7 separate regions of the Homo sapiens genome follow, and regions 1, 2, 3, 4, 6 and 7 are each linked to region 5. Evidence: chromatin contacts called from ENCODE Hi-C data. All regions are on one chromosome and are shown on one strand. Each heading gives the region's core, a stretch centred on a gene start or an enhancer-like site at or near the end of the contact. The rest is flanking DNA. Distances are from core to core; before and after follow the strand shown. Region 1 overlaps LOC105374027 (a long non-coding RNA gene). Region 2 overlaps CBLB (Cbl proto-oncogene B). Region 3 overlaps CBLB (Cbl proto-oncogene B). Region 4 holds the start of CBLB (Cbl proto-oncogene B). Region 5 overlaps LOC105374021 (a long non-coding RNA gene). Region 6 overlaps CBLB (Cbl proto-oncogene B). Region 7 has its middle 470 kb from the start of CBLB.

The links. Hi-C counts contacts between places; a loop is a spot of excess contacts on that map. Pooled maps may share reads with other maps.
Region 1: a loop to region 5 is called in a map with no recorded cell type, with 10 times the contacts of the local background. The contact joins two enhancer-like sites. A Hi-C loop is called at or near these places in 17 of 37 single-sample maps with no recorded cell type and 6 of 50 pooled maps.
Region 2: a loop to region 5 is called in a map with no recorded cell type, with 9 times the contacts of the local background. The contact joins two enhancer-like sites. A Hi-C loop is called at or near these places in 6 of 37 single-sample maps with no recorded cell type and 5 of 50 pooled maps.
Region 3: a map with no recorded cell type shows a loop between it and region 5 (4-fold over the local background). The contact joins two enhancer-like sites. A Hi-C loop is called at or near these places in 6 of 37 single-sample maps with no recorded cell type and 4 of 50 pooled maps.
Region 4: a map with no recorded cell type shows a loop between it and region 5 (13-fold over the local background). The contact joins the promoter of CBLB here to the enhancer-like site in region 5. A Hi-C loop is called at or near these places in 10 of 37 single-sample maps with no recorded cell type and 5 of 50 pooled maps.
Region 6: a map with no recorded cell type shows a loop between it and region 5 (25-fold over the local background). The contact joins two enhancer-like sites. A Hi-C loop is called at or near these places in 4 of 37 single-sample maps with no recorded cell type and 5 of 50 pooled maps.
Region 7: a pooled map shows a loop between it and region 5 (4-fold over the local background). The contact joins two enhancer-like sites. A Hi-C loop is called at or near these places in 2 of 37 single-sample maps with no recorded cell type and 3 of 50 pooled maps.

The regions. Positions count from the first base shown.
Region 1 is chr3:106,182,741-106,185,477 of GRCh38, reverse strand. The region is part of intron 2 of LOC105374027 (a long non-coding RNA gene); the gene reads right to left. Among named protein-coding and RNA genes, the nearest start is that of CBLB, 320 kb to the right of the region's middle. RefSeq lists an enhancer at 1,023-1,072. Within about 2 kb of position 1,322, at least 3 of the 41 ENCODE cell types and tissues checked have a DNase peak (open chromatin) inside an H3K27ac peak, as active enhancers do.
Region 2 is chr3:105,721,774-105,724,645 of GRCh38, reverse strand. The region is part of intron 9 of CBLB (Cbl proto-oncogene B); the gene reads left to right. Among named protein-coding and RNA genes, the nearest start is that of CBLB, 150 kb to the left of the region's middle. Within about 2 kb of position 1,270, at least 3 of the 41 ENCODE cell types and tissues checked have a DNase peak (open chromatin) inside an H3K27ac peak, as active enhancers do.
Region 3 is chr3:105,829,434-105,832,497 of GRCh38, reverse strand. The region is part of intron 3 of CBLB (Cbl proto-oncogene B); the gene reads left to right. Among named protein-coding and RNA genes, the nearest start is that of CBLB, 38 kb to the left of the region's middle. Within about 2 kb of position 1,522, at least 7 of the 41 ENCODE cell types and tissues checked have a DNase peak (open chromatin) inside an H3K27ac peak, as active enhancers do.
Region 4 is chr3:105,867,726-105,870,539 of GRCh38, reverse strand. CBLB (Cbl proto-oncogene B) reads left to right here and starts at 1,528. Exons shown (of 19, transcript NM_170662.5): 1 at 1,528-1,804. RefSeq lists a silencer at 1,330-1,559.
Region 5 is chr3:104,521,455-104,524,314 of GRCh38, reverse strand. LOC105374021 (a long non-coding RNA gene) reads left to right here. Exons shown (of 6, transcript XR_007096271.1): 4 at 926-1,066; 5 at 1,520-1,646. Among named protein-coding and RNA genes, the nearest start is that of ALCAM, 840 kb to the left of the region's middle. RefSeq lists enhancers at 555-1,754, 2,251-2,530. Within about 2 kb of position 1,479, at least 5 of the 41 ENCODE cell types and tissues checked have a DNase peak (open chromatin) inside an H3K27ac peak, as active enhancers do.
Region 6 is chr3:105,797,326-105,800,064 of GRCh38, reverse strand. All of the region lies in intron 3 of CBLB (Cbl proto-oncogene B), which reads left to right. Among named protein-coding and RNA genes, the nearest start is that of CBLB, 70 kb to the left of the region's middle. Within about 2 kb of position 1,409, at least 2 of the 41 ENCODE cell types and tissues checked have a DNase peak (open chromatin) inside an H3K27ac peak, as active enhancers do.
Region 7 is chr3:106,332,830-106,335,827 of GRCh38, reverse strand. No RefSeq gene overlaps it. Among named protein-coding and RNA genes, the nearest start is that of CBLB, 470 kb to the right of the region's middle. Within about 2 kb of position 1,732, at least 3 of the 41 ENCODE cell types and tissues checked have a DNase peak (open chromatin) inside an H3K27ac peak, as active enhancers do.

The DNA of each region.
Region 1 (2,737 bases), core at 73-2,572, 1.7 Mb before region 5:
AAGACAGGTCTGACTTCCAGTTATAATTAAACATGAACATCTTTACCAAGCATTCATTTACTTCATGTGTTTTAGAGAAGAACATTCCACCCTAATGCGACAGAAAGGTTAGAGTTAAACTAGAAAATGAGATTGGAAATCCCATCCAAGCATGTAGCATGCAGTAATCCCCCTATATGGAGGATAGGTTCTGAGAGCCTAAACCCATGGTTAGTACTAAACCCTACATATACTATGTGTTTTCCTACCCATATATACCTATGATAAAGTTTCTTTTATAAATTAGACACAGAGATGAATAACAATAGCTAATCATAAAATGGAACAATTAATATACTGCAGTAAGGGTGATGTGAATGTGGTTTCTCTCACTCTTTCTGAAAATATCTTTTTGTAATATACTCACCTACTTTTAAACCCGCAACTAACCATGGGTAACTGAAACTACAGAAAGAGAAACCACAGATTATAGAATACCACTGTACTCTCTCTGCCCAAGTCCTATCCTCAAAAATGTCTTGATTACTACAAAATGGCTTTTTCTTTTTTTTTTTTAACTTTTTAAGTGAAAACTGAACTATTAAGTTTATATATTTGATGATCTCCTATTTTCTAACTTCTTTCAAAATAAATCAAAGAATATATATGTGAATGTATCTATATCTTTAAATTACTTAGAAAGAAAAATTTTCCCACCACATTTATCTCAGCTAACTCATGAAACTGAACTCATTGTTTCAGTTCCCAGTGAAGTGATATTAACAAGTGTTTTTAGTTGGGGGAGTAAAGAAGGAGGTGCGTATAGATCTAGGGGAGGTGGGAGATGGGAGGGAGGCTAGACCCAGTGAGATGGATAAGATTAGCAGCCTAATGAAGCATCTTGCCATTGAAGCCCATGTACCATAAAAATGCACATACGAATTTATTTTTATAAAAATATAGCTGTCAGCTTACATATTATAATGCAGTTGGCAAAAAATAAGTTAATAAAAAAGTTCTCTTCTAAAATTTGTTAGATTGCCACAAAAAGGAAGCTTTCTACAACGTTTTTTTTTTTTCTTAGAACCCTTGGGTTAATGAAACCTAGTCTGTTACAGTTACTGTTTTTCTTCTCTCTACTCAGCATGGATTACTTGATGTCTCATCTATGGCAGAGTCTGCCAAGACAATTGAGCAAGTCTAGTGTAGAGAACTTTAATGTAGTTGGAACATATCCAGCATCAAACAAGAGTCTGTGTCAAGATCTAAGACTAGCCAGATTTTCTTTCTCAGGTGTCATTTTCTTTCTCAGGTGTCATTTCCTTCTCTCTGGAGTCATTGGGTGTCTGATTCCTTGAGTCCTCAGGCTATCAGGAACTTTCAGAAGAGATGTGTTTTCTCTGGTTAGATAACATGCCTTGGTGCTAATCCTCAAATCTCCTTGAATTCAAGTGTGTCCTGAGGCAAGAATTTTCACTGCTTGCCTGTTTCTGCATCTGAAATTTATGGGTTTTCTCATTCTGAGCCAGTTCACAAGTTGGCTGATGATTGGTGAGATCAATTATCTTTGTGAGAAAGGAGCTCTACAAATGTTAAATTGTACTAAATCATTGAGTAACGTAAAGCTGCTATGTCAAGTTACAGAAAGCAATCAAAGCTGCCTAATGCATCTGTTGCCTATTTTTAGAGCCTGAATCAACTCATGGAGCCAGTTAGGTAACTCACATAATAATAACTGAGTACTTATTATTTTTTAGTCATTATGCTAAAATGTTTCATATGAATTAATTTATCCACCTCATACCAACCTGTGAGGTAGGTAATGCTATTATCTTCCACTAGCAAATGAGGTAATTAGCCCAAGGACACCGATTGATAAATGGTGCACTAGAAATTGAAGCTGAGACTTCAGGTTCCAAAACAATTCCATTGTACTGCTTACAATGTAGTCATGCCCTTTGACCTCCAATAATAATAGAATTTCATGCCAAGACTATTTAGATGTTTAGAGCTAACTCTGAAGTAAAAATGCCTGCATGGCACTGCCAATTGCTAGGTGCCGACCCTTGGGCAAAGTGATATTAACCTCACCTGTAAAATGGGGTCAATAACCGTCCCTGCCCATAGGGTTGTTTTGAAGTAATCCATGTAGAGCATGTACACTAGTGCTCAGTACGTAGTGAGCATTCAAACATTTTAGGTACTATTAGCACTTACATAATGACACTATCATTTCTAATCACATTCAGCTGGAAGGCATGCATATGAATAAACATCAATTCACAGGTCCTGTCTGACCTATTGATTCTCACTTGCTGATATAATCAAAATAAAACAGTAATAAGGCAGTGCAGCCTCTTACACAGACAGCAGCCTGGCTTCGTTCTAAGATTTAAACATCAGTTTAAATCAGCTATTTCAATCCAAGCCATTTTGAATGAGGTAATGGTTTGTGTGCGTTTTAGGAGAAATTACAAAGTAAAGTGAAGTAATGCCTTCATTATGCATATTAAGGGTTTGGATTCTGCATGGTCAGTGGGTAGGAAGATTCTGGACTTATTTCAAACCGCCCTTGTAATTGTATCTGTCTGCCTTTTGTATAAGCAGGTAAGAACTGCTGAAACCTCTAACTAGCCAAAGAATAGACAGAAAGAAACCATGTATATTCACATTTGTTTCCAAATAGCCTATGGAAGCCACAGGGAGTTATGCAACCTTAGAGAGAGAATATTGGAATTTTTTTTGTATTGATGTATTT
Region 2 (2,872 bases), core at 21-2,520, 1.2 Mb before region 5:
TTTTCAAAAGTTAAGATATGTTTCCTTAGTTTTCTTATTATATTTATTCTTGAGACTATTTTTATACTAATTATGCCAACTGGAATTTTTATAGCACTTTATAAAGCTTTAAACTAATTTATCTCATTTTATCTTTATGGTGTCTCTAAATGTGCATTATCTCATTATGCCCTGTAAATAAGATGCAATGAATTGCCCAGTGTCACACAGCTGTAATTGGGGAAGGTAGAAGTCCAGTCCAAGTATCCTAATTCAGAATGTCTGTGCTCCTTTTCTGATTTACTATGCAGGCTTTTATGGGCATCCCAAATCAAAACTAAAAGAGTCTAGATTCACCAATGTCTTTTTTCCTTGTCCATCATAATAAACCAGAACCAAAGATCTCTCCTGCTCTGGGGCATTTTGTCTAAGATTACTATTAACTATCCTTCCTTATTCTTTCATTCGTTCTTTCAGCCAGAAGTTATTGAGTTTCTGTGGGAGATACTGTGCTTTGAAAATTCTTGGTATGGATCCAACCTATTCTCAGTGCATTTATATACATATAATTTTTCCAGTTATAATTGCTATGTTTAAAAAAAGATTTGTGGCAACCTCATAGCTACATGAAATATAGCAAGGTAATATAAATTAGAAGTTATTGATAAAGGAAAAAATACATACATATGCATACACATACAGTAAAAATATAAAATGCACTCCAAAATGAGACTTAGGAGGCCCTATGTATATACCCTACAGCCCTTGATGTATATTACATATGTGGGAAGGCATAAAGTGATTGACCTTAAGTCAAAGTATGCCTCTAATAATCATGCTGAGAGCAAATAATTTATACTATATATAATGCTATCTTGAAAAACATTTAAAAGAAGGTATTTAAGATATAGTATGTCTGTCTTAGCAATATTTAAACAAAGTATGGAAGGTGATTGATACATGATGATGATGAGATGGTACTAACAATATTCATTTGGGTTTTTACATAGAGTATTTGTGGAGAATGTAGTATTATGAAGGTTTAAAATTTTTTTCTATTTGTTTGTCAATGTTAATTATCTGAGTTTACCTAAAGTTATATTTTAAGTAATGTCACTGACTTACAGTATTAATGGTTGAAATGTGAGTCTGAATTATTTTACTGTATTATGAGAAATGACAGAATTTAGTTTCAGCTGTGTATAGTATTCACTGATAACTTCTGTATCCTTTGGTTTAGAAGTATTTCTTATTCGAGGAAGTGAAACCTACTGAGTCATTTAGAATAGACGGAGTCCTCAGTACTTCCTCTTAACATTCACAGAATGGTGGAAACTAGAAAATGAGTTATTTATTGGTCTTTATTCTCCATTAATGCATATTATTTGATCTTGCATTAAGTATACATTGACAGAAACATTATTTTAATTATTGTATTGAAGACATTCTTCATGTGTATTTAATCAACCACCTGACAGAAACTAGGGCAGAGTAACCAAAGTAACATTTGAGACTTTATGGTTAGACGTCTAATTTGCATGTGACAGTAGTCCATTTATAAAGTGTGATGGATGAAGTCATATTAGAGTAAGTACCATTAGAGACACATTCATTGTGATCTGTGTTTTTGCAAATCAAAATTAATGGTCATTGCAGCTGTTTGTTGATCTGTTGAGTAATGTAAACTCTCAACAACAAAGCTGAAGAGAAGATGTATTTTGTGATATCTACTCTTATAACAGGCACTCTTAACAACATCAGTAATTTGTATAACATTAAATGTTCAAGTAGCATAGAGAAAAATCTAAATTCAGTTTTAGATGAACAGTTCTTTGTTTTTTCTTGTGCTATAAAGACACAGTTATTGCCTTTCACCTCCTCCCCCTTCAAAACTCAATATTTTCAGTTATCTCTTGTGAGGAAATATATCACATAAACTGGAAGTCATCCTTAACCAGAGCAATATGTAAGTTGACCCTGGAGGTTCAAAGAGAAACTTACGTAGCCTAATAGTGTGGCTTGCACATTCTATGCACTGTACTAAAAAATAATGTAACTTTCATGATTTCGATTGGGTGGAATAATTTTTAGTTACGATTAGGTCTTTAAAAGGTTCTTGGTTTTTAGTTATGATACTAAAATATTTACCAGTGAATTTATATGATGTGTAGGAGGTACTTCAAAACGATCTAAGAGTGAAAGGAACAAGAGAACATATAGATGAAACTGGACTGGGGATGAATTGATAATTGTTGAAGTCGGGTGATAGGTACATAGAAATTTATAGTTTTCCCTCAAATTTTATGTGTATCTGAGATTTTCTATAATAATTTTTTTAAATGTATGAGACTATGTACGTCTCAAAGTACTGCTTTCCATTCTTCATGTGTTAAAGACAGAGGGACCATCAGATCTTCAGATCTTGCTTTCTTTTTTTCTTTTCTTTTCTTTTTTTTTTTTTTTTTTTTGGCACGGGGTCTTACCCTTACACCTAGGCTGAGGGCAGTCATGCTGTCGTAGCTCACTGCAGCCTCAAACTCCTGGTCTCAAGCGAAGCCCCCAGCTCAGCCTCACGACCAGCTGGGACTTCAGGTGTGTATCACAACACCTGGCTAATTTTTTAAACATTTATTTTTTATAGAGACAAGGTCTTGCTATGTTGCCCAGGCTGGCACAGCTTGCTGTTAAATAAAACTATCTTTTTGAAATTGTCTTATGTAAATCTGTAAAAGTATTCCACTATAGGCACCTAATATGGATCTCTTTTGACTTTTATAACAAGGGGAGTTTTGCCTAAATGATAATATATATTGAATATGACTTTAAATTTAATACTCTTTTTATAGGAGAAAGATTTTGCTTTTCTTAAATATTTACTCCTGTGTTAGAAAAT
Region 3 (3,064 bases), core at 273-2,772, 1.3 Mb before region 5:
AAAGGGTCTTACAGCCACATGCATCATTCTTTTGCCTGCTGATCCATAATTAGAATCAGCATCTAGAATCTGTTTTTGTATATAACTGAAGTATCAGAGTTACAAGTAAAACCACTTTCCACGTTATTTGTTGTCCATTAACTGCTGAAGATTAGCATATTTAAAAGTTTTACTGAGAAGCACATAATTGGAACCTGATGTTTGTTATTTATCCTGATTCATGTTATATTTTCTTCTTAGTGGACATTAAAATTTCAAAATTGCTATAACAGAGGTGCTGTTGGGGTAGTTTCTTAGTTGTATATGGGTCGTATATTGTATATGGGAATCTTTTTATGGTACACATCTGTTTTCATCAAATAGGTGAGTAGTATTCGGGCATTACCTTATACCTTCTTTAAAGAATTTTCATCCATTGCTTTAATAATTATATTATGCCAGCTCTATTTAATATAATTAAATTTTTTTTTAAAATTTCCTGTTGTATCAACCTGAAACTACTTTGACTAGCATTTTGGCTGCAACCTTCTTTTCTTAACTGTTCAGTATCCCTCTGTGTATTTTTATTTGGTTCCCTTAATTGGAAATAATTTAAAAAACATAATGTGTGACTTTCTTGCTTACTCTTGAATAACATTTAAACTTCAGCCTCACTTGTCTAATTTCAGTTCTGAGGTATGTTCTACTTGTTGCCTCCTCAAATTGCTTTGCCTTCCTGAAAAGTTTTTCTTTTGATTCTACATATTTTCAGGGGAGGGATAAAGATCTAAGCATAAATATCACCTCCTTAGATGGGTCTTTTTTGACCATCCTATCAAATAGGTTGTCACAGTTAGTATTGTGAATATTTTCTGATGATTTATTTTCTCCCCCAACAAATTTTAACTGTCTTTCAAAGTATAATTGAAGTTCTCATTCTTGAAGCATTTTCTGAATAATCAAGTGCTAGAACTTGAGCATTTTTTAGCTTTTACTTTTTGTCAGAACATTGTAGTTGGTGGTGTAGAGACAGTTCTATCTTGATGCTTCAGGTTCTCATTTCTACTTGAGGGAAGCTCACAATTTTCAGGAATCACGGAGGATGGCATTTGAGCCCGCCTGGCGGTCTGAGCCCACCTGGAGATCCCCATCCTTTCAATGGGGAAATGTATTTGAGCTATTCCCCAAGCTAATGCTCAGGTAGGAGATACAGGCAGGAAAAGATGTCATGGAAGATATTTTAAAGGAATGGGAGTATACGCCTAGCTTAGAATACAATATGTGAAAGCATATTGTATTGTGGTTCTTTGGTGCTGGATATCTCAGGAGTGGAGGAATTGAAGGATTGTGTTTTCATTTTTACACTTTTTCTCTTCTGCTCTTCTGATTTTTCAACCATGAACATGGTTATGTGTATGGTCTGGTTTGGGGGAAGTATATATCAGAAAAAATAAAACAAGAAAGGAAGTTACTCTGGTTACCATGCAATTTCGTATTTAAATGACAAGGTTTTGCATTTTGGATATTTCATGTCAGCCGTGTCTCCTCAGCTAAGTTCTAGTCACTTAGAAGTTTGGTGTCACTGAATTATAATTTTGGTGCTTCCCATGTTTTATATTTACACTAGACTACATGCTATATGGACAATGTGCAATCAGTTAATATCTGAATGAATGAATTGACCAACTTTTGAGAACAGAGTTTGACATAAATTTGGTGGTTTTTGGTTCATTGTGCTTTAATTGAAGGAGAAGTAGACATTGTACTTCACATTAGGCTACTCTTTAGATAAGCTTTCCATTACATGGCATGTGTCTTACTTTCTTACTTGATAATGGCTCTGTTTCTGAAATTATATAAACAGATTTTTACTGTTTTTAAACTTTACAACTTAATATTAGACTGTAAATTATTTACTTATTTATTGGAAACAAACTTTTAGATACAGAAATTGGTCTTTTAAGACAACAACAAAAAATACCTAGTTTTTAATCTGGCTCCTGTCTTTCATGACTAAGTCTGACTGATCTTTCTTGTTATATGATGCTTTATAAGATTGATTCTGTATCCGGGTTACCAACGCTTCCTGTAACAGAAGAAAAACATTCAGATCCTTATAGTGCTGAGTCAGGGGAAATTATTACATACAACAAAGGAAAAGTCTTTGATAGGAAATATTGCTTCTGGTAGGAAATTAAGTACAGAGTACAAGGATCTAAATGTCTGTCATATAAACAATGGGCAATCTTATTAGGCAATTTTGGACACCTATTACGTGGCTTTATTTATTTATTAATAGTAGGCTTTTCTCATCATGGTTCATGGGGATTTGTAAGGTAACGATACCCTGGACAGCCTTCCAAGATGTTTTGATGTTGGCAGCAATGCATTACTGGGGCAGGGGCAGGGGAGGAGGTAGAAAGTGTGATAACTCTGCATCACTCCTTCTTCTTTGTTCTCATTTATAACACCTAAGGCATTGGAATTCCCCAGAGTAAGAATTCTAGTGAAAAGGGAAGCAAATAAAATACATCTGACAGTTGGGATCCTTGGGTTTATACATGTGCTGACTAATTACATATGAAATGAGATATCCCCTTAAATTAAAACTATTTGAAGATACCACTTCAAATATATGTAATAGATGATTTACACTTCTTATCATGGCTTTCAATAGCAAGAATTTCTCTTGCAGTAGGATAATTAACTAGAAATATAAAGAAATGTTTCAAAAGTATAATAATGTAGAAGAAAAATAGAAAAATTTGATTTTGGAAGAAATCTTCCTCCATTATTATGAAGATAGCTGCAGTTTGGTTTTTTTTTTTTTTTTTTTTTTTTTTTTTTTTTTTGGGACGGTCTTGCTGTGTCGCTCTGGCTATGGTGTGGTGGCATGAACACAGCTCACTGCAGCCTGTACTTACTAGGTTGAGCCATCCTCCTGCCTCAGTCTCCAAGTAGGCTCCCAAGTAGGTGGGACTACAGGTACATGCCACTATGCCTGGCTGATTTTTAAATTTTTTGTAGAGACAGGGTCTCGCCATGTTGCCTAGGCTGGTCTTGAACTCCTGGGCTCAGGCATTTC
Region 4 (2,814 bases), core at 279-2,778, 1.3 Mb before region 5:
TGGCACAGAAATAATGACAAGGAAACAAAATTACTTCCTGAATCACACTTTATCACCTGACTGGTTGCAAAGGCACATTTTTTTTCTGTTTTCGTCAAATTAAAATCTTAACCATGTAAATTCAAGGCTGTAAAGGAAAACTCAGGATCCTTCATAGTAATAATTACAGTATTAAAATTCTTAGTTGCTAGAAAGTGGTTAGAACCATTGAGAAACATTTTATCAGGTTACGTGGTTAGAGCAAGATTTGAAAAAACAAAATCAAAAACAAAAAACCCAATGTAAAATATCAGAACATCTGAGATGTCCAAGCTGAAAAGTGTAATAAACGCTATCAACTGTAGTGGAAAGAAAGTTCCAAAGTATGAAGTCCAGAGCAATTGTTGGTAGCATGAGTGGTGGGATTGAAGTAAACTGAAATAAATGGAAGGCATTTGTTTAACCTATGATATTGCTGAAAGACAAGTCCCAGCACAGTAGCTTTCTCCTTTAAAGACTAGCCAGATGTCGGCCTTTTTAAGAGCACAAAGAAGGGAGCCACAGAAAGAGGTAACAATGCTGGTAGAGAATGGCAGCTACAGTAAGGTTGTTTTTAAATGGATAGAAATCTATGTAAAGGTGACTCCGACAAAACACAGTAGCTGTCTCCTCCTCAGTCATTTAGGCAGAAACTTGCACTAAGTAAAAAGGTGCAAGGTATTTATCAGCAATTCCCATTATCTGGTACTTTTATTGCTTTGGCATGATTAGCAGAGACTGTTTGGCCAGCGTTGTCAACTATTTGCTTTTTCATCAGCCTGATGTTTGGTCTGCAATCCCTCTAAAACTAACAGCAAAAGAGAAACTCGGAAACTTGGGAAGTTTCAGTTGGCATTCAGATGTCACCCCAGCCTACTCTCTGTGAGATTTATTCTGCATTTTAGAAGCTCAGTGGCTGTTGCTCTTTTTGATAGCCAACAAGAAGCAACGTCATAGACCTGTTTGGCTGCTGTCCTGGGTAGAAGGGTTTGGCAGCCCTAGGGAGATGAATTTCTCCAGCGTTGGACCCGCCCAGAGCGGAGAAGCAACACCCTTCCAGCCACTACTCTGTTGCTATGAAACAAAAGACTAGGAAGGTAAGCGAAGCAGGAAGTCCCGCCTTTCAGCCCCAGATGGCTTTGGCTCCCGGTCCCGACGCTCACGCCCACCTGCCACCCCTTATTGGTTAGCTCCTTCGTGCCTTGCATCCCTTCGTCCATTTCCTTTCCCGTTTCCACTTTCGTTCCCGGGAGAGTCCAGGCCCCTCATTTCTCTCCGAGTCCAATTCCTTTCTGACGTGCTGCGAGCGGGCCTTCCTCTGGGGCCATTGTGTACTGTGGAGGACGTGGACGGGGCGGCAGCGCGAGGAGGACGGGCGCCTCCCGTCCATTGGCTGCACCCGCTGTCGGGCAGTGCGCGGTTGCGCGGCATTGGCTCAGCGGCGCCCGGCCCCGCCCCCGCCCCGCCCCGCCCCGAGCCTGGGTCCTGTGTGTGCCACAGGGGTGGGGTGTCCAGCGAGCGGTCTCCTCCTCCTGCTAGTGCTGCTGCGGCGTCCCGCGGCCTCCCCGAGTCGGGCGGGAGGGGAGAGCGGGTGTGGATTTGTCTTGACGGTAATTGTTGCGTTTCCACGTCTCGGAGGCCTGCGCGCTGGGTTGCTCCTTCTTCGGGAGCGAGCTGTTCTCAGCGATCCCACTCCCAGCCGGGGCTCCCCACACACACTGGGCTGCGTGCGTGTGGAGTGGGACCCGCGCACACGCGTGTCTCTGGACAGCTACGGCGCCGAAAGGCAAGAAGGGAAGGGGTCGCCGGGGAGGCTCCACACTTCTTGCCGGCCCGGGGGCCCGGGGTAGCCAGGCGCGGGCCAAGGAGGAAGAGGGGACAGCCCTGGCTCTCAGCTGCCTTTGCCGCCGCCGTCCAGTTTGAAGTGGGGCATTTAAAGACCAGAACCCGCAGGCCGGGGAGGAGGGAGAGGGCGTCCAGGCAGACGGCGGTGAGGACTGCAGCAGGCGGCCGGGAGGCGCGTCCACCCAGGCGCCGAGCCCACAGTGTCCCTCCCGCGCCCTAGACGGACGGTGCTGCGGGCACGGGAGGGACACTTTGTCCCCTCCCAGTCCACCTTCCTCCTGCAGCTCAGACCCGAGGGGCCGGGAAGGGGCCTGAGCAGGGAAGGGACACAGGCGTCCTGAAACAAAGCTTTGGGTTGAGGGCAGAGGCGAGGAGCCAGAGAAGTGAACTCCTCCTTTCCGTGGCCGCTCTTGTCATTTTTCTCTTTTCTCTTTTCAAATGGGCTATTTGTGTGTTAATTTCATTTGGTTCTTGGGAATAACGACTCACCGCGTTGATTTAAAGAAAGGTGTTCGTGTGTCCGTACTTGGTGGTTTTAGTGTGGGACATGCCCTGCGCTTTTGTTGACAACAGAGCTGTCCCTTACGTTTGTGTAGGATAATCTTTATGTTTATGTAACTTGGAGAAATCTAACAGAGTGAAAGTGAAGTTTCTGCGTAAGGCTCCCAAAATGTATGATAGGACCTTCAGTTGTTCTGGTATTTTGAATTGGAATTAAGGCAGGAGGGGAAGAACATTCTGTTTTTATCTAGGTGGGGGAAACCTGTTTAAGTTTTGTTTGTTCTTTTTTTTTTTTTTATGAGTTGAGTATTAGTTCAGCCTTAGCTACTTGAAACGTGAGCAGGATGCATCTTTAACTCTTAGTATTGTAAAAGCAAATCTAGGATCACTGCTCTTAAAACTACTGTGTGTAAAGATTGAGAGTGTAAATTCACAAGCTTATTGATAAAG
Region 5 (2,860 bases), core at 230-2,729:
GACAGGGTTTCGCCATGTTGGACAAGCTGGTCTCAAACTCCTGACCTCAGGTGATCCGCCTGCCTCGGCCTTCCAAAGTGCTGGGATTACAGGCGTAAGCCACCGCACCTGGCCAGATATTTTTAAGTTTTAAAACTTAACTTTAAGTTTAAATCATAACTTTAAGTTATGATTAAATTTTATGAATTTAAATTAATTTTTTTAAAGTTGAGTTATAAGTTTTTGTATTCCAAAAGATTTTAAAATGTATTTACTTACAATCTTGTTATGTTGCTTTTCATTTTTTAAACATAAAAAGTGATTAATAATCATATAGAGAGAATAAAATTAAAATATGCCATCTCGAAATATAATTCTCTGGCATATTTTGAAATGGCTATTCAGAAGGACTGCAGACACAAGTATGGCTCTGGAAGCTATCCTTTGTGGGGGAGATTTGCATCTGTAGAGAAAACTTTCATTAGTAAAGTAAATAGCAAATGCAGAGGCTTTTTATTAAGGTATTCTTATCTGGATCTTGGAAAAATTAACTCACAAGAAAAGGAGATGAAAACGTTAACACTTACAAAGTCCTGACAGTGAAACTTTTACCAAAGACTACTGTCTACTCTGAGGGCTGCTACCTGCGAGGCTTCAACTGCATAAAAAGACAGCCTTTGTCACCAAGTCTTTTTTCCCCATCTCTCACCCATAACCTGTCACCATGCTCCAAGCCTCAATTTCTTTCTATAAAATATAAAAACTTTGTCATTTGGCTCTTCTTTCAATCTCATATTCATAGACCTCTCGTGTCCATGTGCACATTGATAAATCTGTATCCCTTTTCTCCTGTTAATCTGTCTATTGTCAATTCATTTCAGCAGACTCAGACTTCAACATTCGGGGGAAAATTTGAACTTCTCTACAGTTTTGGTATCTTTGGCAGGATTATAGCAAATCACTCTGCCCACACCCGAGGCTGCAGCCAGAAACCACGGAAACTGACAGACGCCAGCAAAAAGAAAGAAAAAGTTAAGAAATTTCTTACCAGTAATCCTCCTTGGGTTTCTGCCTTAGGACTAGTCAGGTGAGTGGTGAAACTCCATTTTCGTGTTTCCTTCTTTCTAAATTTAAAGGAGAGAAAATATTTTTAAAAGTTAGTTCTTTAAATTTGTGTCCCTTGTGGACTTGTTTTATACCTATTGATAATTAATCTTTAAACATCCAAAAATGGTCCTTGTTTTTCTTGTCTCTGTCCTTTGTGTGGTTTGGTATAAGGAGAAAAACCATAATAAGCTTCTCCTTTCATCTTGTTTTTGTGTCTTGAGAAACTTGGCTTTGTAATCCCCAAATTTATTTTCTGGTCTTCACTACCCAGGAGGGCATATTTGCCAGACATATACTAGGCTGGGAATCTGAAATGTCTGTTTTTCCAAATGTGTAGGTTCTCAAAAAAAAATTGCCTTTGTTATCTCAGCCTTCATTGCCTAACAATTAATGTCTTTGCTTTCTTCTTCTTCTTCTTCTTTTTTTTTTTTAGGTGGAATCCTACTCTGTCGCCAGGCTGGAGTATAGTGGTGTGATCTTGGCTCACTGCAACCTCTGCCTCCCAGGTTCAAGCGATTCCCCTGCCTCAGGCTCTGGAGTAGCAGCAGCTGGGACTACAGGTGCGTGCCACAGTGCCTGGCTAATTTTTTGTATTTTAGTAGAGACGGGGTTTCACCATGTTGGCCAGGATGGTCTCGATCTCCTGACCTCGTGATTCACCCACCTCGGCCTCCCAAAATGCTGGGATTACAGGCATGAGCCACTGTGCCCAGCCCAACTTTGCTTTCTTGAGCTATTGTAGCAGGACAAGCCGCAGACAAAACCCCTCAGACACCAAGTTGTAGAAGGAAGGGCTTTATTCAGCTGGGAGCATCGGCAAGCTACCATCTTAAAATCCGAGCTCCCCAAGTGCACAATTTCTGTCCCTTTTAAGGGCTTACAACACTAAAGATTTCACATGAAAGGGTCGTGACTGATTTGAGCAATCTAGGGGGTACATGACAGGGGCTTCATGCACCAGTAGTCAGAGTGAAACAGAACAGAGCAGAGAGTTTCACAATGTTCTTCCATACAATGTCTGGAATCTATGGATAACATCGGTTGCTAAGGCATGAGTTGATTTTTAGCTACTAGGCAGGCCCAGGCCTGGTTTCGGGTCTGGTTTTGGGTCTGGTGCCTGGTGCCGGGCTGCCTGCCTTTGGTTTCACTTCCTTGTTTCTTCTTAAAATAGGTACTGAGTATGAAACAATGTAAAACAATATGAGAAGGTCTCTCTCTTCCCTCACTATCTTTGGGAGGAGCTTTAAATATTGGGAGGAGTTGCGTGTACCCTTTTTGAAATGAAATTCTTGTGTTTATTGATTTTAAGCCATAAAAGGGCTTATTATAATAGTTTTGAGTCACAGATGAAGTAGGTACACATTTGGAGATTTGGAAACTATCTGTATGACTCTTGACATTCATTAATGATCCCTACATCCCCACCCCTTGTTACGGTAGGTAGCTAATCAGACATGAAGAGAGCAGGAAAGGGCTTCCCCAACTCCCTGACACACACACCAGGAATGTCAGGTGACCATCAGGTGATGATCAGGCAGTTGTTAACTGTCTCTCTAAAATAATAATTGTTCACAGTCAGTGCCAGGGAAAGGCAGTCTCCGAATAAACAGAAACACCTGAAACTGGTGATCAATAGCTTCCTGACAAGATGTCAGGATTTGGAGGAGTTGGCTCAATCATGCACATTAAGAAGCAAAATGGCAGAGTTTAACTGGTATATGACTTTCTAGGGACATTTGACTGATAAGGGAAGAACGCCTCAAGTGTATGCATG
Region 6 (2,739 bases), core at 160-2,659, 1.3 Mb before region 5:
TTCAGACTTGTTATCAAATGTTTTTACCAGGACATCACATATTTTTAAGAAAATGTGGGCTTTGGTATTTCAGATGTACTTTTAAAATTATGTCCCTGGCTGCTTAGTCTAAAAAACAATGTTTATTTTATTTATTTTAATACTGGAAATATGAAAGGACATGACTAAGATCCAGCCATTACCTTAGTTATGACATAAGAGACCTTAGGAGCTGAGAATTAGAAACGTTCATGTATCCTATAACTTGTCCACATTTTCTAGAAGCAAATCAGGCAAATAAATAACCCAACTGAAATTTTCTTAGGTTAGATTAACTCCATGTCACTATTTCTATAGCAGGAATTGTAAATGCCTGTGTTTATAACATGGGTCATTCTCTAGGAGAATGTTTAAAAAAACATTTTATTGTTTTCTGGGTTATAGGGTGAATATTATAGAAATTTTGGAAATATATGAGTATAAATAAAAAAATCACTTGTATGTAATCTTATCATCCAGAGATAACAGCACAAACGTTATGTTGCAAATCAAAATGGTGAAATGCCTTTTTAATGCTTGTTATGCGGGTGTTTTCCAGTTGTGCATAGAATAACTTTATATGAAAGGCACTGAAACACACTTCATGATGCAACTGTTGCCTCATCTATTTAACAAATGGTACTAATTGTGCCTATTTATGTAGTTAATAAAAATGTAAAGATAGCTGAAAAGTAGCTTTTCCATGCTCTAATGTTCTCTTACATAACGTCTACCCAAAATATCCTTGTTTGTTTTTTCCTGCCCTTTGTTTTGCTAATTTGCTTTTTTATTTTGATAATACCCTCTTAATGTTTTTACTTTTTTCTTCATTTTCTTAACTGCAGGGATTTCTTTTTTTTTTTTTTTTTGTTCTTTGTCATTATTTACCATGTGTTTCTTTCTCTCACTGCTATTCATTATTTTCCCATTTCTATTTTTATTATTCTGGTCATTGTTAAACATTTCATTTTTCCATCTAGATACTTTGTTAGATCTTGAAGGATTAGCAACTAATTGTCATCCTTGAGATCTCATCTTAACTTTTAATCAGTATTGATATTTCTTTTAAAAGAAACAAGACCCTTTACTGTTCTGGAGTCCAACTTAATTAGTCACCTTTTGTCTTTCTCTGTGATGCTCCTGCCATCCAGAACAACAGCATAATGCCTGACCCCCTCTGTCTCACACACATATAAGGCAGGCAGTTAGGAGATTTTGACATCTAGGCTGCAGCTTTTCATTGAAAATCTTGCAGAAAATCTTGTGTTTGCATAAATGCATGTCACTCAAAATAAGCAGCAAAGGGGAAAAAAAAGAGTAGCTCTTGGGTTTTAAAAGAGGAAGTTTACTTCCCCTACCCCCAGTCTCAATATTTAACATCTGGTTCTGACTAAAGATGGGGAGGAAAAACAGACTTAAATCTCCATTCATCCTGTCTTACCACCAAACAGTGTGATCACTGATAGCATTTCTATTTCTGTTGTGGTCTGTATGATCAGATGTTTTTGTTAATGATTTGTAAGGGAAGATAATGCCTTATATTTCTCTGAGTGGTTATAATGTAACGTGCCAACATTTCTAATCTCTAGATAGGGCTAGATTTAATCATTATTTAATGAAACTTTGAAGGAAATAAGTTATTGCTGGACCTCATGTGTTTCTGTCTTATTTCAAAGAGAAAACAAAAAACAGAAACCTTTAATTAATCTACTGATAATATTTATTTTATTTTAAAATTTTAATTTATTTCAACATTTGAATAAGTAATACATTCAAATGGGCAGAAGTGAAACAGTCTTGTGAGATACCTGTTTTTTAAAACTCCATTTTAGAAAAGGAATTAACTAGGACTTTATATCTCTTCGTTCAATATAATTTTAAAGAAGAATTGTTGAAAAGTAGATATGTTTTGCCATTTGCTGAGAATATTTTGTACGTTAGCTTGTCTCTTACAAAAACTAAATGTGTTCCTACTTCTGATAATGTATGTCAATTTAAAATTTGGAATGGCCAAGGTAAGTTGCTCTGCATCTGCCCTTCATATGGCTCCTGAGCACAGCTCAGTGACTGGCCCTTGCAGTGCTTCTACCGTTGTAATGGGTAAAACCAGGGGAAACTGCCTTGCTCTTGAGCTTGAGCAGGTTAATCAAAAGGATAGAGCTTCCACTTCTCATTATTCTCCTTTCTACTTTGATGGGCAGAATAAGGGGATGCTCATGGAAGAGAAATTCACACCCATGAAAAGCAAATTGCCCTGATGTCTGAATCACATTACAAATTTGAATTAAATTACAAACTTAAATCAAGTCTAATGTTACCTACATTGTTGTACATGCCATCAGAAATTCAAAAGCATTTTATTGGACAACTGAATATTTATTGAAGTCCAGAATTTATTATGTAAACTTGGTGGTTAGATTTTTCTTTCTCTTTCTCTGTCTTTTAACCTTTATTTTAGGTTCAGGAGTAAATATGTAGGTTTGTTATACAGGTAAACTACATGTCATGGGGGTTTGGTGTACAGATTATTTCATCACCCAGGTAATAAGCATAGTTCCCCATGGGTAGTTTTTTGATCCTCTCTCTCCTCCTGCCCTTCACCCTCAAGTAGCCCCTGGTGTCTGTTGTTCCCCTCTTTGTGTCCATGTGTTCTTGGAGAGAACTAAACATCAAGTGAGAGCTAAACAAGAGGATATATGGTATTTGGTTTTTTGCTCCTAC
Region 7 (2,998 bases), core at 483-2,982, 1.8 Mb before region 5:
AATCCTCAATGGATCGTTTTAAAAGATGGGTCATTTGGGAGATAATTAGGTTATGAGGGCAGAGAATTTATGAGAGGGATTAATATCCTTATTAAAAAAAAATAAAGGTCCCAAAGAGGCCATCCCTCCTTTTATGCCATGTGAAATTACAATGAAAAGACAGTCATCTGTGAACCAGGAAGTCGGTTCTCACCAGATACTCAATATACTAGCACCTTGATCTTAGACTTCCCATCCTCCAGAACGATGAAAAATAAATTTTTGTTATTTATAAGCTACTCAATTTATGGCATTTTGTTATAGCAGCCTGAACAGACTAAGACAAAACATTTTCCATATGAGCTAGGAGGACAGTTATGTAGAACCTTGGGAACAGAAAGTTTTAAGACGTACACATACACACGCACACACACACACACACACACACACACACACACGCTCAATTTCCCTCGAATCAAGCTCCAAACAGCTGAAGCACTCTGAAAGTCCTTAAAATTGTATGAAAATGGTAATACCTTAAACAGTAATAATTATTTCCTCCCAGCACATTGGATGTATCTGAATATTTACAATCAACATTTTTAAAGAATGTGCCTTTCCATGTGACTATGCACAGGGTCCTCCCTGCAGATATTTAGGAGATAACATGTAATAGATATCCACAAACCCCATCTGACAGACGAGTTTCATTGTGAAAAGTCATCATACATCATCCTCTCAGATATGTTGTTTTCTAGTCTTTTTCATTTAAACATACTGTTTTTTTTTTAATCGAATTTAGAGACCTTTAGACTGGGGTGGCTCTGGCACTTCAAATTCTTTGGTGAACAAATCAAAGCCCAATGTAAACAGTAAATGGAAACTAGGGTAACTCTACCAATCAGAAATCACTAACTGTGGGAATAAGCAAGCAAAGAAGGAGAGAATGGAGATGCTGGAAAAAAATGGGGAGCAGAAGGTAAGGAAACCAATTTAGGAAGAGAGTAACTTTAGATAAAGGACTAAACACCACTTTCCATGGACAGAAATAAATCTCGAAGGGATGGAAAATAATGCAGGCAAGATAGTGAATTGTTGGCCAGGAAGCTGAGGGAGCAAGCGAATGAGGGTGTTCTTTTCTCTGAAAACAGAGGCTATCATTGACTGAAAGCGAGGTGGAGAATTAGATTTGAGACTTGTACCCTGTCATATTGGAAAACCAGATCCATTTTACATGAAGTTATACAATGTATTTGTGTTATAATATATTTTCAAATACAGCACCTGAAATAAGAACCCCAACCCCCAAAGAAAAGGAAAGAAAGAAAGAAAAGAAATTACTAACTAACTTCTAACTAGGAACTTTCCATTCTAACCAAAGTTGTTTTGTTTGTCGTGCTTCTGCAAACCCTTCAGAAAAGTTTCCCCTTTTGCCCCTCCTGGCAGAGTGCTAACCACTTGTGGTCTGAAGCTGCCTTGATTCATGAGTCACTGAATGCTTTAATAAATTCTTTAAAAGATAAATGTAATAAAGCTTTTCTTTTATCAATACCTTTCACCTGAGACCTTTCCTCAACCAGTTCCAAAATTCCCGAAGTAAACACATCCTGAGAACAGCTAGTATTTACCTTGAGCACAAATGATCTTACAGTCCAGGAATGCAGAATGGATTGACTAGCACAAATCAGATGATGGCATAAGTCATTTTCTTGATATACAGGTGGAGGTCTACTTAGTGACCAGAAGAATTAGTAAAACATGAGCAGTAGTTTCTATAATCCTTAGGGCACACTGCATCTGTCAATGAAATAATGTCTTTTAGAGCAGTTGCCTCATGACTACACTTCACATGTGGTACACTTGAGTCACAGGCCTTGTGGGAGGCGAAGAACAGGTGAGACAGGCAAGGGCTCAATGTCTAACATGCTGAGACAAATAGATTGAGACCTCAGAAGGGAGAAGATAGTTTCTTTCAAAACTCTTGAAATATTTAATATCCTGGAGTGAAATAAATCCTAATTTAGAATTCTGTTTTCTTTTAAAAATTTTTTATACGACCTGTGGCCTCTTTTGTATTTTTCTTTTTGTCATTGCTAGCTAATAGATATGACACTTCTATTTTAATTTTTTGATGTTTTCTTTAAACATGTCAGATAAGTAATAATCCTGCATCATTATCTCTTATTCTGAAATATAAGTAGCTTTCAAAGTTGTCAACTTATAGTGGGATTAAATGGAGGAAAAATAGAAGATTTTGATGCTAAAGAATATAGATTGGTGAAAGCAAACAATTAATCATCTAATAATTACTGAGCATGGTGGGACAATTATACTTTTTGCTGCCTCAAGGAGTTTATAATCCTTTGAGGAAGACAAGTCATAAATTAAAATTTAATAATCTGTAGCAAGGATCAGTAAACTTTTTTTTTTTTTTGGTAAAAGTATTTAGCTTTGCAGACCCAAAGGAAAAGTAGAAGACATTATATACCTAGTTACTTATAAAGAGAGAACACTCTTGCCTTGCCCTATCCCGTTTGCCTGGGATAGACTGTGAATGGCGGTGGGCCAGCTTGAACTGCTGCAGTCAGCTGGAGATATTCTTCAAACCAGGAGAAACTATCCTGAGGTGGAGGGGCCTGTTTGGGGGTGGAGTGGCAGCTACCTTGGTCAGATTTAGTCTCTGTCCCAGTCATACCCAGATCCTTGTATGCCTTCTTTTCCCAGAAAGCCCAGTCATTTCAACTTAGGCAGGTGGCTAGAGGCGTGGTGACTCATGGAGTTGATGATTTCCTGACCGAGATTCCACTACTTGGTGCCTGGCAGTTGCCAATTGCTGATTTCCCCCAATAGATGGTGACCTTGAATAGCAGTGAATCTCAGGTGCAGGGTAGAGAAGCAAGCATGGGAGCAGAGTTGGGGACAGAGAGATTCCTAGGCTTACTCTCTGTGGTTCATAGTGCTAGCTTGCTCAAGATGGGTGCCAGTAGGCCATAGTGATTTATAGAATCCTTGTCATGTA